2 separate regions of the Homo sapiens genome follow, and region 1 is linked to region 2. Evidence: read pairs that join two places in POLR2A ChIA-PET (ENCODE). Cell type or tissue: PC-9. All regions are shown on one strand.

Evidence for each region. ChIA-PET counts read pairs that join two places held together with the same protein. Peaks named below come from ENCODE experiments on the same cell type or tissue, not always from the same donor. Only the 100,000 strongest peaks of a DNase experiment are listed, where the experiment ranks them.
Region 1: POLR2A ChIA-PET joins it to region 2 with 5 read pairs; 1 of 35 experiments calls an interaction of 5 or more read pairs at or near these places.

The regions. Positions count from the first base shown.
Region 1 is chr17:16,582,974-16,585,473 of GRCh38, reverse strand. No RefSeq gene overlaps it. Among named protein-coding and RNA genes, the nearest start is that of ZNF287, 15 kb to the right of the region's middle. In PC-9, a CTCF peak has its summit at 1,059 (motif pointing left); a DNase peak (open chromatin) is centred at 1,023; H3K4me3 peaks cover 803 bases.
Region 2 is chr17:16,417,933-16,420,432 of GRCh38, reverse strand. It overlaps TRPV2 (transient receptor potential cation channel subfamily V member 2), which reads right to left. Exons shown (of 15, transcript NM_016113.5): 3 at 185-318. Among named protein-coding and RNA genes, the nearest start is that of TRPV2, 3.6 kb to the right of the region's middle. RefSeq lists an enhancer at 443-532. In PC-9, no CTCF peak of the experiment used is centred here; DNase peaks (open chromatin) are centred at 292, 1,142 and 1,982; H3K4me3 peaks cover 545 bases; H3K27ac peaks cover 2,077 bases.

The DNA of each region.
Region 1 (2,500 bases), 170 kb before region 2:
TGGGAGGTAGAGGCGGGTGGATCACGAGGTCAGGGGTTCGAGACCAGCCTGACCAACATGGTGAAACCCCGTCTCTACTAAAAATACAAAAATTAGCTGGGCGTGGTGGCGGGCGCCTGTAATCCCAGGTACTCAGGAGGCTGAGGCAGGAGAATTGCTTGAACCCGGAAGGTGGAGGTTGCAGTGAGCCGAGATCATGCCACTGCACTCCAGCCTGGGAGACAGAGTAAGACTTTTGTCTCAAAAAAAAAAAAAAAAAAAAAATTCTGTGCAACTCATCAATATGGGATAATATTTTGAAACAAGTGGAAAATTAAATAAGCTTTCCAACAAAAAATTCTGACAAAAAAGAAGACCTGCATTGCCCTTGCTTACAACAAAGAAAAACAAAAATAAAAGTTTTTTTCTCTTGCAAAACATAATTTGCAAGTATGTTTAACGACAAACTTTTACAAGACAAGTGAATGTATTTTCCAATTTTGAAAATGAACAAAAAAGAAATGTAAAAAAAGTAATAATGTATAATCCGGGATGTTACGAGGAGATTACAGACATCCTAATTTCACCATTGGGTTGGAGATAGACACATTTTTCTTTCTTTTTTGTAGAGACGGGGTCTCGCTGTGTTGCCCAGGCTTGTCTGGAACTCCTGGGCTCAAGCGATCTTCCTCGGCTTCCCCAGGTGCAGGGGTCCCAGGCGTCAGCCCGCGCCCCGCCAGCGATAGACAAAATCAAACTGAACCTCCTCAGATGCTGAATATTCCGAAGTGGAAAGTTCGCTCAATGAACACACCTGATTTACAAAACTCAGCCACTGGCTCTGTACCATCTGTAACAACTTAAGCAATCAGTTAGAGCTGGTCCCTCCCTCCTCAGCCGTCACAGCTGTTTCCTCACAGAGGACGCGGCCCTGGATCGTCCGAAGCCGAAGCCGTGTGGCGCTTCCCGAGTGGGCTGAGAGGGAACGAAGCTGGTGTCCACTCCCAGGATGGGCGTCTGCAGCTGCAGACGGAACACGCATGCGCCTCACGCAGGGCAGAAAAGGCTTAGTCGGGCGCCCTCCTGCGGCTTCGGGGAGCTGCACAGGCACTTTGTACAGCACTCACTGTGCACGGTGATCCCGTGCCCCTCCCGGCGCCAATTCTCTGAAATTGACGCTGTCCCTTTCATGTGGGCTGATTTGCTGGCGTACATTGTTCGCAGTATTCTATTATGATCTCTTTTCTTTCTGTAACACCTATAGTAATGTTCCCACTCTCAACTCTAATTTCGTTATTTTGAAACTTCCCTCTTTTTCTTGGTCAGTCTAGGTAAATGTTTGTCAATTTTATCTTTTCAAAAAAAGAACTTTTGATTTTATGAAATCTGTCTACTGTTTTTCAATTGTCTGTTTCGTTTATCTACACTTTAATCTTTATTCTTTCTTTCCTTCTTCTAACTCCCGCAGTGGAGGGCAGGAGGCGAAGCCTAGGAGGCCACAGGGAAGGAACAGGACTTGAGATGGGACAAGTGAGGCCCTGCCTCTGCTGGGGACTGGAGAACCCCCGCTTCTACACCAGCTTCCGGTTGCATTCTACATTTTTCACCGTTACAGCGGGAATTTTCCAGAGCCCCTTTGAATTTTAAAATATGCTAAGCATCTAGCATTTCCACTGACCTTTTTTTTTTTTTTTTTTAGACAGTGTTTCTCTCTTTTTGCCCAGCTGGAGTACAATGGGTGCGATCACGGCTCACCGCAACCTCCGCTTCCCGGGTTCAAGCGATTCTCCTGCCTCATCTCCCGAGTAGCTGGGATTACAGGCGCCCGCCGCCACGCCCGGCTTATTTTTGTATTTTTAGTAGAAACGGGGTTTCACCATGTTGGCCAGGCTGGTCTCGAACTGCTGACCTCAGGTGATCCACCTTCCTTGGCCTCCCAAAATGCTGGGATTACAGGCGTGAGCCACTGTGCCCGGCAGGACCCTTCTTTTAATTAGTTCTATTAATTTACCTCCGTTTCCAACTGAAGAAATTATTGCCAGCTGAGAAACAGGTTCCAGCTGAGAAACAGGTTCCAAGACCACCATGTTTGCTTCAAGTATGAGTAACTAAAACATAAAAACAGGGTTACCTTGGCGGTAGACCCCCAGAGTTCAGGTCCTGACTCTGCCTCTACTCACTGACTTTGGCTAAGTCACGACATCTCTCTGAGCCTCCATTTCCTCATCTATAAACAAGACTAATGCCCTCAACCTATAACATAGAAGAAAATGCATTTATTGAATCAGTCTCATGACTTTGGGGACCTCACACCTCAGCACAGGCTAGAGAATATTTTGAGCCCATGTATCCTCACCTCTCAGTTATCTCGCTTTTCTTCTGGAAGGTAGCCTTGAGCCCTGGTGCTCTCAAGAGCTAGGCTAAGGCTACATCTGTCCCTTCTTGGGCCTCCATCCAATTTTATCATATGAAGTCCCCCCTGGAGTACATGCACATTGTCCTAGCCAGCTCCGGCTGCTTT
Region 2 (2,500 bases):
GCCAAGACTGACAGGAGGCCATCCTTGATTAACTCTGTCCACAGGGCCCCCCAGCCATCCTTCCAGTGGGAGGGCTGCTGAGAACACTCACTCCTCAGCTCCTGACCAGGGATCAAGCCCACACAGCCCACCTAACTATCAGCTCACAGGATGCCTAGCCTTGGATCCACAGGGCAGGGTCTACCTGTGTATTCCGAGTCGGTGAGGTACTTGCTGGTCTTGCTCAGGTACTCTGGAAGTCCAGCCAGATCCTCGGGGACACCCCGGGAGACCGCATTGAAGAGCCGATCTCGGTCAAATCGGTTTGGATCCGGCTGACTGTGGAGGATGTGGTTTGTGACTCATGCTGGAGAAGAACCACAGGCCCCCCCAAAAGCCCTCCATCCCAGGGAGCCCTTTCAGGGAGTCCTGTACACACTGCACACCCCTCAGGCCCAGGAGCCCAGTGAGAGCCCTTCTGAGGGCCTCTATCCTCCTAGAGCCATCCTAGGGGACCCCGGGAGGAGGAAAAGGGGCCTGTCCAGGCACTAAGCTGCTTCATCCCCATGACGCCAGTCATCACAGACACTTTTCAGCATCAGGTGCTTGTCATGTGCCAGGTGCCTTGATGTACCATCTCTCAACAGCCTCGATATCCCACTGGGTCCCCTTCAGCACACACCACTTGTGGTGGCTCTTGAGCTTGGGGCTGGATCTGGATAGGGCTGTGGGAGGTCCCCGCAGACTCACAGTGGCTGCATGCATCACTGCCTTCAAAGAAAGTATGCAGAAAATCTCCCTTCTCCTCTTAGAAACCATCTATTAACTACAGAATATTCTGTGCCTTTCATCTTCACTTCAGCCCTGCTGGTCAGAAACTACTCATTTCTCCATTAGATAAACAAGGAGGTCATGTAACTTGCCAAAGTCACACAGCGCCAAACTGGGAATCTCAGCAGGGCTGTTTAACTTTAGACCCTGACTCTGAATCCCCAGAGAGATTCTAGGCTTGGCAGCAAGAAATTTCCCAGAAACAGAGCATTACCTGGGCCCAACGCTGGGCCCAATGTTGAAACATATCAGACACCACCAAGAAGGCACACCTAATGAGAAATCTCTCCCACAGACCCCGGAAGGGATCTGGTAGCTTGTCAGAATCTAGAATCTAGCAGCGTCTGGTGACTGGAAGTGGGAAGGGCATGAGTCATTCCCTCCTGGGCTGTGTTACTAATCACAGGGGCCAACTTGCCTCTGGGGCTTCTGGTACCACCACCAGCAGATATGCGAAGACAAAGAACAGGGGGTGCTATTTGATGATTTGTAGACCCTCAGGTCCCAGCTTAATGTCTCTTGTGGAATGGGTCAACCAAGTAAAGGTTGGTGACAAGGTGATTGTTGGGATCCGTCACTTTTTTTTTTTTTTTGGAGACAGAGTCACACTGACACCCAGGCTGGAGTATGGTGGCATAATCTCTGCTCACTGCAACCTCTGCCTCCTTGAATCAGGTGGGGATTTCAAGGGTAGACTTTTTAAGCCAACAGCTATGACTGTAATTACAGCCAGCCCTCCTTTGTCAGCACCAGGAAGCCACACATGACCATGAGGGCTCTATCTGCTGCTGACAGGAGCCCTGTGGACAGTCTGGCTGGCAGAAGTGGCCATTTGGACAAAGAACTTTCTGTCACCAGGGTGGCATCATGGTCCTGGGGTAGGGAAGCCCATTGAGGGCACAGATTGAGGTACTGAAAGCATCAAGGGCCCGTCCTGCCTGTGTCGGGCAGGCTCCACAGCTCCCAGAATCTCCTCATGCATCCTCCCCTACCCTGGTGCTGAATCTGACCACTGTCCTCCAGCACAAACAGGAAGCAGCTCTAGCCTGCGAGGCCAAAGCTGGTGGCTGTACCTCAAGCATGAGAAGGGAAGAAGGGGCTTCTGTGGCAGAGTCTAGCCTGGCCCATGAGGATTCTCCAGCCTCACTGGGCAGGCCCCGCCCCCGGGCAGGGAAGTAGGGGGTGCCAAATGCAGCAGGACTGGAAGTGGGACTCTCAGGAATGTGGTGCTCACACAGTCTGAATTGGTGGAAAGACCACAGGAAAATCAAAGTGCAGATGACTCCAAGCAGAAGCCTGTCATCCCCAATCCCACAGTTCACGTCCCCTGAGTGACAGGCTCAGTCTTGCAGAACTGAGGAGAGCCTGGGACATTTCCAGATGTCCTTGATTCTCACTGGATGGAGTGTGGATCCTGCTGCCTTCCCCAACAGGGACCATGACAGGGGTGGGAGTTGGCATGAACAGGGGGATTTGAGGGTCAGTTGAGGACTTAGAGCTCAAGAATGTATCTCATGAAGAACATGACCTCAGAAGGCAGAAGGCCAAGAATGGGGAAGCCTCTGGAAAGAGCAATGCCAGATGGCAGAGCAGAGGCAGCCTGTCGGGCCCAGGAGCCACCAGGGCCAGACTGAGGACTCCACAGGCTGTGGGAAGGGGCACTGGTGCTGGACTAGTCAATGAGTCTCAC